2 separate regions of the Homo sapiens genome follow, and region 2 is linked to region 1. The links are chromatin contacts, found by Hi-C in ENCODE. All regions are on one chromosome and are shown on one strand. The core of a region is the stretch at or near the end of the contact, and the rest is flanking DNA. Distances in the headings are between cores, read along the strand shown.

What was found. A loop is a pair of places that touch in the nucleus more often than their neighbours do. Pooled maps may share reads with other maps.
Region 2: a loop to region 1 is called in a map of posterior cingulate gyrus, with 7 times the contacts of the local background. The contact joins the enhancer-like site here to the promoter of RPS15A in region 1. A Hi-C loop is called at or near these places in 1 of 168 maps with a recorded cell type or tissue (posterior cingulate gyrus) and 2 of 50 pooled maps.

What each region holds. Positions count from the first base shown.
Region 1 is chr16:18,789,032-18,795,513 of GRCh38, forward strand. It overlaps RPS15A (ribosomal protein S15a), which reads right to left and starts at 1,303. Exons shown (of 5, transcript NM_001019.5): 1 at 1,213-1,303; 2 at 1-87. The coding sequence starts at 82. It overlaps ARL6IP1 (ARL6 interacting reticulophagy regulator 1), which reads right to left. Exons shown (of 6, transcript NM_015161.3): 4 at 6,433-6,482; 5 at 5,568-5,652; 6 at 2,638-4,339. The coding sequence ends at 4,221. RefSeq lists enhancers at 256-973, 911-1,540.
Region 2 is chr16:19,376,743-19,383,022 of GRCh38, forward strand. The region is part of intron 1 of LOC105371114 (a long non-coding RNA gene); the gene reads right to left. Among named protein-coding and RNA genes, the nearest start is that of TMC5, 38 kb to the right of the region's middle. Within about 2 kb of position 3,754, at least 2 of the 41 ENCODE cell types and tissues checked have a DNase peak (open chromatin) inside an H3K27ac peak, as active enhancers do.

The DNA.
Region 1 (6,482 bases), core at 53-2,552:
TAATAAGCACCTGGCGTTTGCCTCTCTTTTCGGCATTGTTGATACTCTTGAGAGCATCTGCCAGGACATTCATGCGCACCATTGTGGCTGTTCAAGGAAGACAAAACAGGAGGTTTTACTGGCATTGCCAACATCAACAGACACCAACCATTACACTGCGGAAGTATCCTTTCCTTTCTGGCCCCACCTTGGCGAAGTTTTCTCAAGTCTAAGCAGGCTGCTTCTCCATTTCCCACCACCCAGGAAAATTCCTATTTACTACGGTTGTTGAAAACAGGTTATCGGGACGTCAGCCTGCACATTTTGAAACTCATTCATTCACTAACCACTCTTCTTCGAATCGTGCCACACACCAACGTCTGGAGATAATAAAATGTGGGACAAAATCCACTTGACACAAGACAACGTGAGAACTGGCAGAAACTGCCAGCTACCGGAAGGAAAACATCGGGTATAGTCGATCAGTGATTCAGAACAGAAGCAGAGTATCATCGGCAACATTTTCCAAATTGCTGAAAATCAGCAGATTCCATACTATTAACATTGTACTTTAAATCAGTTCACTCTCACCTACAATGAACACATCTAACTATTAAACATCCATCTTCGTGCCATTTAAAATTGCGTCCAACAGCAAGAGCCACAGTGGCAAACAGAAACATTTTACATGCTTGTCAGACTGGACTCTCTTCTAATGGGCAAGAACCGCACACTACACTGAAGTTTTGAAAGACCAAAGTGCCAATAGTAAAGAGTAGAACTTAAATTCCTTAAGTTCAAAAGTGTCTAAAGAAAAACTCTGCGGCCCAGAAGATCCAAGTTGGCACCCAGCAAACTGCCAACCCCGGCACGATGCAGCTTTTACCTGCTGGGTGGCCTCAGCCTCCCAAGCTCCCAGCGCGGCCGCAGCAGTGAGAAGCTGCACGGCCCACCAGCCCCGATGTTGCCCGCCGCCCGGGGCCAAGGCGCTGCCTCAGCACTAAAGGGAGATCCAGACGCTGCGGCCCGAACCGGAGCTACCGCCTAGCTGGGCAGTCGAAGGCTCCGGCTCCCGCCCGCGCTGCGGCCTGCACCCCACGGACCGGGATCCCCTGAGTGCACAGTCTGGGGCGCCCAGCCATGGCTCTCCTCTATGCCTGTCCAGGAACCGGCAAGGCCAGGATCCTCGGCCAAGGTGGGGACCAGCCTCCTCGCAGGACACCGAGACCGAACCTTAGATTGCAGGATGGCGCCGATGGCAGACGGATGAAATTGGAGCTCTCAGAGAGTGCTACTCACCGGCGCGGAAAGATGGCGGAAAGAGGACGGGAGGGGAGAGCGCACGGAGTTATGGGAAGCGGGAGAGCTATCGCGAGACTTTCAAAGGCCCGGCAAAAACAAGGACCGCCTAGGAGAAGGACGAGGGTGAGGGAAAGGCGGAGCCTCCTCAGGGGTTGGCAGTTGAGAGTCGATGGAATCGACCTCCCCCGGTGGGGCCTGGGAGAGGCAAGGTGAGCCGTTCGTTGGAGGTTCGTCTACATTTTTTTTTTTTTTTTGAGACAGTTTCGCTCTTGTAGCCCAGACTGGAGTGCAGTGGCGTGATCTCGGCTCACTGCAACCTGCGCCTCCCGGGTTCAAGTGATTCTCCTGCCTCAGCCTCCTGAGTAGCTGGAACTACAGAGATGCGCCACCACGCCCGGCTAATTTTTGTATTTTTAGTAGAGACGAGGTTTCCCCAAGTTGGCGAAGATGTTCTTGATCTCCTGACCTTGCGATCCGCCCGCCTCGGCCTCCGAAAGTGCTGGGATTACAGGCGGGAGCCACCGCGCGGGCCTTAATTTTTATTTTAGTTTACTTTTGATAAGGAGTCTCGCTCTGTCGCCCAGGCTGGAGTCCAGTGGCGCGATCTTGGCGCACTGCAGCCTCCGCCTCCCGGGTTCAAGCGGTTCTCCTGCCCCAGCCTCCAGAGTACCTGGGATTACAGGCGCCCGCCATCACACCCGGCTAATTTTTGTATTTTTAGTAGAGACGGGGTTTCACCATGTTGGCCAGGCTCGTCTCAAACCCCTGACATCAAGTGATCTGCCCACCTCGGCCTCCCAAAGTGTTGGGATTACAGGCGTGAGCCACCACACCCGGCTAAAAATTTTTTTTTAATTAAAAAGTTAAGTTCAGACAAAAGTCACCCAACAGTTGTTTACTGAGCACCCATGTACCAGACGCTAGCAAGGCCCTGGGGTACGAGGTGCCCACACAGGCACCATTTAGCCAGTTCTGTCCCTGCCGGTTCTTCCAGCTTCGTCCTCTCTCACACGTCAATGCCCCTGCTCATTCGTTGCATTTCCTCTTCCCTCTAGCATGGTACCTGGATATTTGCTAAATAAAACTTAAACCTTTTATTTTTGTTCTTTTTTAAAATTTTTCCTAGACAGGGTCCTGCTCTGTTGCCCAGGCTAGAGTGCAGGGGTACACTCAGCTCAATGCAACCTCAAACTCATGGACTCCAGTGAACCTCCTGCCCAGGTCTCCCAAAGTGGTGGGATTACAGGTAGGGTACCTTATAGACATCTAAGGACCACACAGGGTACTTCATTAATCAGATTCATAAATCCAATCATAAATATTATATTGGCTAAGTTATAAAGAAAGTGAGACATGAAGATTCCAGCTTTTTTTATTTTTTCCCCTTTTACACAAAACAAAGTAGAAGAAATAATACAGGATTAAAACTGCAAAAGTAGTTAATCAGTAGAATATGTATGCACACAAAAAATCCAGATAGGAAGACAGGCTTATTTACAATGAAAGTAAGGTAAAATTAACGTAGTTTTCTTATGAAATAATAAAAAAAAATCAAACATATGCTACAATGGGCACCACTGTTCACAGCAATATTAAAGAGGAGAAAACAACACTTATTTAATAGGGACAGATATACCACAAGGTACAACATCAGTGCAATAAATTCACAAAACTATATTACAGCTAGTTAATCAGTTTAAGAATTGTTCCCGTCAGTCACATTTTTTGGCCCTCAGAAGTTCATTCCTAAAGATTTCAACTACTCTAAATTTCTAGCTACCAAGAAGTTAAGAATGATTATAAGAAGCTTTCCAAGGAGTTATGAAATCTTTGTAGACCAGAGGCCAACTATCATCACCTCAAGTCTGCTCTCACCAACAGCCCTTGTATTTTTCAGGGAGAAATCTCTAGGAAAAAAGTCAGACACCAGTGTAGTCACTATCTCCCATGTCAAACCTAGGGGACTAAAATGGTCAGTATTACCATAAAATGATAATTTTGAGGTTTACCTTAAAAGGCTTATTCTGGTCTCAAAAATTAGATAAGATTATCTTCTACTGAAATGAATATTGACTAAACATAGAAGACTGCTGTCCTTTTGCCAGTCTTAGAGTGAAAGTCATAGACATGAGTCTTAACCTACTGTATACTATAGCTAATGTCAGCTGAAAATCTGAAATTAAAAGCATGCTAGAAATCCTAAATGCAATCTTTTGGAAGTCTGCTATTAAAAAGCCTTTAAGGATTTACTAACTTCGAGTCTAAGTGCAAGGGGACGAAAGCTTAAGCCTGTCAGACATTCCTTTTCTTGGACAAAAAGATCAAAGTTTCCTACAAATTGCTAAGCTTTGCACAAGGGAGAAGCCTACATGTACTAGTGCATGGAATCAGTTTCATCTTATTTCATGGGGACTCTTCTCCCACTGGAAAGAAACAGAATGAGGAATGAATCTTAATTGGTCTCTTCATCAGAAGTGGTAAACTTGGTCTCTATATTCACGAAGTCAGACAGTTTTTTAAGCAGACTGTGGAAGCAGACAGAACCAGCTTCCTGTAGCCACAGACCACTACATGGTATCTAAGCTAAAGCAAAGATGAACAATTATCCAGATTCACTTGAACTGTACTAAAGGGCAAGGTTCACCACTACAAAAAGGAAGTTGTCTAAAAGCAAGAATTCAATTAACGCTGGGTAAGAAAAGTCAAAACACTAATGAGTTGTCCATGAAGCCAACTGCTAAGAACGCGCTCAACTATACGCGACATGAAGACACTATGCACGAAGCCTTACTTGGCGAGTCTGAATTTCTATTAACTAAGGGCAGAGTGAGGGAGAACAAAGAGCTACTTCCGTAACATTTTAGTATCCAGATAGTACAGCAGAAACGGTTCCCGGGGCAATGGGTGCTGCATTAATCACACTGATTAAAGCAGATGAATCATTCGTTTTTCTTTTCTTTTTGTTTGAGAAGTTTGTTTATCTCCCTCTTGGCCATTCCAATGTACTTCAAAATGATTCCATGTTGGTTTAGTCCAGGAAGCAATAGTAAGGAAGTCACTTAAAATAAAAAAAAACCCAACATTAAGGAGGCAGCAATTAACCTGCTAAAGGTTATTACTTTTTTTTTTTTTTTTTGAGACAAAGTTTCACTTTTGTTGCCCAGGCTGGAGTGCAATGGCGCAATCTTGGCTCACCGCAACCTCCGCCTCCCAGGTTCAAGCGATTCTCCTGCCTCAGCTACCCAAGTAGCTGGGATTACAGGCATGCGCCACTACGCCTGACTAATTTTGTATTTTTAGTAGAGATGGGGTTTCTCCATGTTAGTCAGGCTGGTCTCGAACTCCCAATCTCAGGTGATCCGCCTGCTTCAGCCTCCCAGAGTGCTGGGATTACGGGCGTGAGCCACCACACCCAGCGACAAGTCTCACTCTTTTTGCCCAGGCTGGAGTGCAATGGCACAATCTCGGTTCACTGCAACCTCCACCTCCCAGGTTCAAGCGATTCTCCTGCCTCACCCTACCAAGTAGAGTAGCTGGGATTACAGGTGCCTGCCGCCACGCCTGGCTAATTTTTGTATTTTTAGTACACATGTGATTTCGCAATGTTGGCCAGGCGGTCTCCAACTCCTGACCTCAGGTGATCAGAGGTTATTACGTGTGTATGGCGGTGGTGGGTGGGGGGGGTGGTGAGTGCAGTGGTGTGATCTCAGCTCACTGTAACCTCCACCTCCTGGGTTCAGGTGATTCTCATGCCTCAGCCTCCTAGGTAGCTGGGACTACAGGTGTGTACCACCACATCCAACTAATTTTTGTATTTTTAGTAGAGACAGGGTTTCGCCATGTTGGCTAGGCTGGTCTCAAACTCCCGGCCTCAAGTGATCCACCTGCCTCAGCCTCCCAAAGTGCTGGGATTACAGGCTGAGCCACCGTGACCAGCCAGTTATTACATTTTAAAGAAGGCAGGTTCCTACATTATTAAACTCAGTAATGGGAGGAAGCAACATGAAATCAATTACTTCCACTGGGATGTATCCCCAGAAACTTCTGCTCTCATCCCCTCTTCCACCTCAGAAAATAATCATTGCTTATTTTTACCTCTTGCACATTACTTTCTACCTTGGTTATTGCATTGTTTTCACTTTCTATGAGACCATAATAATCTTTCCATATTCCCACAGTTCCTTTTCGGTGTCTAAAACTTAGGAAGTATTCAGCTGTTTACTGACGAAGTTACAGTTAAATTTCACTGGCCAGGATGTGCCTGTAGTTTTTCCTCAAAGACTTACCTATCAGGTAGGTGAGAAGCAGGTTGTGGACTTGTTGTCCCACCCAAGCAACCGCAGCAAGGGAAACGATCATGGTCATGAAGTACTAGCAATGAAAACAAGAATTTAATATCAAAACTTCATGTGACACCATAAATATATGTAATTTTTATTTGTCAATTAAAGAAGAATGTGTTTCAAAGTTCGGGAAATAATTTAGCTTTTATTATCACTTTTCTTTAAAAATTCTTAGATTTAAAAACCTATTCCATTGGATCTACTTTATAGAATTTGGATACATTTCTTCCTAGAATTACTGCAATTCTGTATGTAAATATTTTATGATATAAATTATACGATCTTTTCAGTTAATAACTTCACGGAACAGCCTCACGACGTGAAGCTTACAGATAAGAGAACAGATGAACAGATGCTTTCCTTTTTTTTTTTTTTTTTTGAGACAGAGTCTCATTCTGTCACAAAGGCTGGAGTGCAGTGGTGCAAACAGCTCACTGCGCAAACACAGCTCACTGCAGCCTCGACCTCCAGGGCTCAAGTGATCCTCAGCCTTCCATGTAGCTGGGATTATAGGCATTAGCCACTGTGCCCGGCCTAAACAGATGCTTTCTAAGTATATGTCTTTTACTATTATTTCAGTAAGAAAAATGAAACAGAAGAATTTTGTTTTATTAGAATAAAAAATTAAATGCAAAAATGTAATTTTTAACTTTAAAATGATTCAGTCTAATTAATACAGGTAAACATTTATGAATGTACTTAGGAATTAACCAATGAATAATTTTCAAATTATAGCTATTAAGACAAAAAGGCGAATTGACTCAAATCTTAAAATTTTACTGTACTTAAGTCAAAGCAAAAAAAGTACCATCTTAGGTTTTTCTTCCTTTAGTGTGAAGAGGCGTTTCCACCAACCCA
Region 2 (6,280 bases), core at 2,504-5,003, 590 kb after region 1:
CAAAAGCACAGCCCCTTATACCAGGATACTCAATCCCTACCACTGTAATCACTGCATCATGTATACAGTCATGCACTGCGACAATGTTTCCACCAACAACAGGCTGCGTACACAATGATGGTCCCATAAGATTATAATGCTGTATTTTTACCGTAACTTCTCTATGTTGAGATATACAAATACTTCCCGTTGTTTTACAATTGCCTAAAATCTTCAGTACAGGAACGTGCTGTACAGGTTTGTACCCCAGGAGCAACAGGCTATACCATTATACCTATAGCCTAGGTGTGTAGAAGGCTATACCATCTAGGTTTATGTGAGTACACGCTATGATGTTCACACAGAGATGACCTTGCCTAATGACACATGTCTTGAAACAGATCTTCATCGTTGAGCAACTCAGGACTGTACTATAAGGGCTCAAAAGAGTCAAAACAGTAAGCATAACACTCAGGGCCCGGTGTGGTGGCTCACCCCTGTAATGCCAACAGTTTGGAAGGTGGATCACTTGAGCCCAGGAGTTTGAGACCAGCCTAGGCAACATGATGAAACACTATCTCTACAAAAAATACAAAAATTAGTCAGGCATGGTGGTGTGCACCTGTAGTCCCTGCTACTCAGGAGGCCTCCCAGCTGCTCAGGAGGCCGAGGTGGGAGGACCGCTTGAGCCCAGGAGGTCAAGGCTGCAGTGAGCTGTGATTGCACCACTGCACTGCAGCCTAGGTGACAGAGAAAGGCCCTGTGTGTGTGTGTGTGTGTGTGTGTGTGTGTGTGTGTGTGTGTGTGTGTGTATGAATGAACGAAAGAAAGAAAGGAACAAAGACAGAAAGAAACAGACACTCAGCACCCCAGAGCACAAAGCGTGATAAGAAGTGCGATCCAGGATATATATTTTGGAAATGCTCTACCATGCTATGTGCCAAAGTCTGGAAAGTTCCCAAAAGACCACCAGACAGGGACTGGTAAACTAACCAAGGCAGGGACTCACCTGCCATCACCGTCATTGTCTATAAGCACGTGGGTGCTTATAGAAAAGACACATTGAGCAGGGCATGGGCGCAGGCACCTGTAATCTCAGCTACTCAGGAGGCTGAGGTGGGAGGATCCCTTGAGCCCAGGAGTTCAAGATTACTGTGAACTGTAATCTGTGCCACTACACTCCAACCTGGGCCACAGGGCAAAACCCTGTCTCGAAAAGAAATCTTGTGCTCCATGGCCAGTTTGTACTGCTGCCCTGCCTGTTGCAGGCACAAGTCGAAGAGCAAGTCTGAGAGGAACCATAGTACTTCAACTTGCTGACACAATGATTGGGCCAGAGTGTGGTCATGTGACACTCAATGAACCAATCAAAGTCCTTCCCTTGCCTTTTAGAAACAGACTGGGAGACATTTACTGAGCACCTATTTTGAGGGACTTACAAGGTTTCCTTCCAGCTTTGAAATCCACGAACCTATAAAAATAATTCCATTTTTAATTCCCCACTTGGAAACAATGATTTGTTAAGCACTTATTGTATGCTAAGCAATATGATCTATGCATTATCTTTCAACAACCTTACAAGATAGATAATATTTCTGTTTCCATTTCTTAAATAAGGAAAGGTTTCCCAGAAGTTAAACAATTTGCTTAAGGTCAAACAGCTAGAAAGTGCTCAAGTTTGAAGTTTCAATTTCTCTGACTCCAGAGTTCAGAGTCTTAATTAATGGCTAAATTGACTCTCATTGACATAATTATGCTCTGAGCCCATCACTAGTTCATTACAATTTCTTTGAAAATACCATTTTTAATGGCTGTAACTTCTTTTTTATCTTGTGGATGCTGTATAATTTAAGTAACTCCCAGTTGTTGAATAATTAGGACATTCACAATCTTTGCCATTATAATCGGCATTTTGTTCTAAATCTCAGTCAGCAAACTGCAGCTTGTGGGCCAGATTCACTTTGCTGCCTGTTTTGTTGGAACACAGCCACGTGCATTTATTCCCATAGCGTCTATGGTTGCTTTCAAGGCAAAGTGGAGTAGTTGCAACAGAAACCTTATGTCCCACAAAGCCTCAAATACTTACAATCTGACTATTTACAGAAAAGGTTTGCCAACCTCTGTTCTAAATATTTATCTACAATGCTGATTCCATCCTTAGGATAAACATATAGAAAGAGAATCAAGGCCGCGAGTGGTGGCTCATACCTGCAATCCCAGCACTTTGGGAGGCCCAGGTGGGCAGATCGCTTGAGCCCAGGATCCTGGGCAACATGGCTAAACCCCATCTCTACAAAAAAAAAAAAAAAAAAAATTACAAAAATTAGCTGGCATGCACCTGTAGTCCCAGCTACTTGGAAGGCCAAGGTGATAGTATGGCTTGAGCCTGGGATATGGAGGTTGCAGTGAGCCTAGATTGTGCCACTGCTCTCCAGCCTGGGCAACAGAGCCAGACTCTGTCTCAAAAAAAAAAAAAAAAAAATAGAACCAGCCAGGTGCAGTGCTGCACACCACAGTCCCAGCTACCCTGGAAGCCGAGGCAGAAAGATCTCTTGATCCCAGGAGTCTAAATCCAGCCTGGGCAACATAGCAAGAACCCTACCTCTTAAAAATAAATAAATTAATTAAAAATTTAAAAGTAAGACCAGGTGCAGTGGCTCATGCCTATAATCCCAGCACTTTGGGAGGCCAAGGAGGGAGGATCACTTGAGGCCAGGAGTTTGAGGCCAGCCTGAGCAACATAGTGAGACCCTGTCTCCACACACAAAATATATACATATATATATAATTTTTTTAAGATAATAAAAGTTTAAAAATATTAAATTTTTAAAATCGAGACAGGGTCTTTCTCTGTCATCCAGGCTGGAGTGCAATAGTGCAAACATGGCTCACTGCAGCCTTGACCTGCCAGGTTCAAATGATCCACCTGCCTCAGCTTCCTAAGTAGCTGGGATCACAGGCGAATGCCACCACATTGGGCTAATTTAAAAAAAAAATTGTAGAGACAGGGTACCACTATGTTGCCCAGGCTGGTCTTGAACTCCTGGGCTCAAGTAATCCTCCTGCCTTGGCCTCCCAAAGTGCTAGGATTACAGGCATGAGCCACTGCACCTGACCTTAATTTTTTTTTAAAGAGAGTATCAAGTCAAATTACTTTTCAGAAAGTTGATTTCAAGCAACATTGCCACCAGCAGTTTGTTTAAAGGTTTCATATCCCAGGCCTTCCACCTTGGCCAGCCCTGGATGACATTATGCAAATAGAAATTGAGGTATTCCACTGTTTCAGGGGCCTCTGGGGATACAGCAGTGACCAAAATACACAGGTCATTGCCCTCATGGGGCTTGTAATCTATGAAAGGGGTGAGGAGATACAATAAACTGCTTGCCAAGTAAATATGTCATTTGTCAGACGGCAATTGGTGCTATGAAGAAAATCAAAGTGGTTGATTTTCCACCCAAGAAGGTGGAGTGGGGTGCTAGTTTACATAAGGAGTTCAGCATCTGTCACTGATACGATGACATTTGAGCAGAGAACTGAAGGAAGAGCATCCCAGGTGGAGGATAAAGCAAATACAGTGAACATGATATTTTCAAAATTCAGCAGGGAAAATCATTATTTTTAGATCCATAGTAGAGCGGTGCTGGGGAGTATTGAGATAACTTTGTCCAGCAGGTAAGTCCAAAGGTATTTCTGTTTGACTCTGAAGCCCCTTGTACTTGCAGCTGATTTGCTTCGAGATTAGGGTTGGCTAAAGCTAACACTAAAATTAGCTTTCGTTTCCTAAATAAACAGCAGCTGGCAGTACATTTGGGGGTGGAGAGCAGCCTGAAAGAGCAGGGTAACAAGAAAAAAAATTGAGGTTTTCACATTTGCTAAGGAAGGAGAGATGCATATCAGTAACTGAGTCAGGTGATATATTCAAGCCTCCCTGGGTGATGGTGTCTTCTGAAACCATAACATGTTAAAATCCTCACTGTCATCAGAAATATTTTCCTTTCCCTCCTCCTCCTTCATTCAATCACCAAATCCTGTAATATCTCCCTCAGAATGAGCACATGAGGCTGGGCACAGCGACTCATGCTTGTAATCCCAGCATTTTGGGAGGCCAAGGCAGGCATTAGGGCCAGGAGTTCCAGACCAGCCTGGGTAGCATGGTGAAACCACATCTCTACCAAAATATGTATATATATATATATACAAAAATTAGCTTAGCTGGTCATGGTGGCACACACCTGTAGTCTCAGCTGCTTGGGAGGCTGCGGTGGGAGGATCACATGAGCCTGGGGAGGTCAAAACTGCAGTGAGTGATGATTGCACCACTGCATTCCAGCCTGGGCAACAGAGCAAGACTCTGATTAAAAATTTTTTTTTTTTGCTGGGCATGGTTGTGCACACCTGTAGTCCCAGCTACTCAGGAGGCTGAGATGGAGGATCACTTGAGCCCAGGAGTTTGAGGCTACGGTGAGTTATGATTGTGCCACTGCACTCCAGCCTGGATGACAGAGCAAGACCCTGTCTCAAAAATAAAATAAAATAAAAATAAAATGCCAACATGATAATGTCACACTCTTATATTAGTAATGTCTGTTTATTCCCAGCTAGAACTCTCATCTTTGGCTTAAATAGACACTCACAACCTTAGCTCCTTTTCCATCCTTCATTCCTGCCACATCTGCCCCAGATGTGCTCTGCTCCTGCCACACTCACCTCAAATGTAACTGTGGTGGCCAGCATCCAAGATGACCATCAGGGATTATCATCTGGCAATGATGCCCGTGTCTGATCCCTTTCCATGTTGGATGGAGCTAAGCGATCTGTAGGATATTGCAAAAGTGGCAACATATAGCTTCCAAGCATAGATCATTAAAGATGTTGTGTCTTTCTCCTTGCTCTCTCTTGAGCTGCTCTCTTGGGGAAGTCAGCCATCCTGTTGTGAGGACGCTGAAGCAACCCTGTGGGAATATCAGTGTGGTGAGAAACTGAGGCCCCCAGCCAACAGCCATGCGCGTGAGCTGCCTTGGAAGCCTGACTTCACACATCCACCTGATGACTTCTGGAAGCCTGACTCCACGTGTCCACATCTGCTCCATCTCCTTCAGAACTAGGCTGTTGGCCAATGCCCCTGTTTGTGTCTTGCTATTTCACTTGGACTATGACTAGGATTCAGGGGGCAAAAATCACCAATTATGGTGAATTCATGTTTTAGTTGATGCAGCTCCCATCAGCAAGGGCTTTTGCCTTTTTTAATGAAAATACCCACCTGGCATGGTGGCTCACACCTGCACTTTGGGAGGCCGAGGCAGGTGTATCGCTTGAGCCCAGGAGTTCAAAACCAGCCTGGGAACATGGTGAAACCCTGTCTCTACTAAAAACAAACATTAGCCAGTCATGGTGGTGCACACCTGTAGTCCCAGGTACTAGGGAGGCTGAGGTAGCAGGATTGCTTGAGCCCAGGAGGTGGAGGCTGCAGTGGGCCATGAGCATGCCACTGCACTCCAGCCTGGGAGACTGAGCAAGACCATGTCTTAAAAAAAAAAAAGAAAAGAAAGAAAAGGAAAAAAGAAATACCCAAAGCCTGAGCTGACCTGGTGATTCTGCCACCCCTGCAATCCTGATTGAATAATGCAACCCAAATTGGTCATAAATTATTCTCATGTAATTTGAAATCATCTACCACAAGGAGAACAAACACAAAAACTGCATAATCTCACAGCTTGCTGATAAGAACAGAGGGCTTACCAGTGGCAGTGAGGGCTTGGTGCTTGCCCTTGAAAGTGGAGTTCTCATCTGGAATTTCTATAATAGACCCAGAGTCAACAGCCAGGTTCATGCCTGAGGGACCTCAAGGACCATACTGGTTGCTCTGTGAAATGACTACCCCTGGCTTTTGGGAGGTTTAGAGATGACTTGAGCTCTTCATAACTAAAAACATCCATGGCATTTGAGCCTCACCCAATCTCTCAACTTTGTCATTCCCTGGGGATTTAGGGTGCACCGTTGGCTGGGGAACCAGCTGGCTAAAGAGAGAGGCAGTGCACCTGAGACTGTACATGAGCCCGGGCACCTGAGACAGGGAATCTGAGACAGTACTCTCTGTACTTCTTTATCCTCCTCTATAAAGTGATTCTAATAATAGCATCTACCTCTGTAGAAGAAAAAATTATTCAATGGCACATGTTAAAATACGGTAAGGCAGATTTTTCAGGACCATCATGATAGGTATAGGGAACATAGTAATGAAATTTTGCAATGGGAGAGAGATTGGGCTCAGTCTTAAATGGCTGGCCGGCTAAGTGGCTG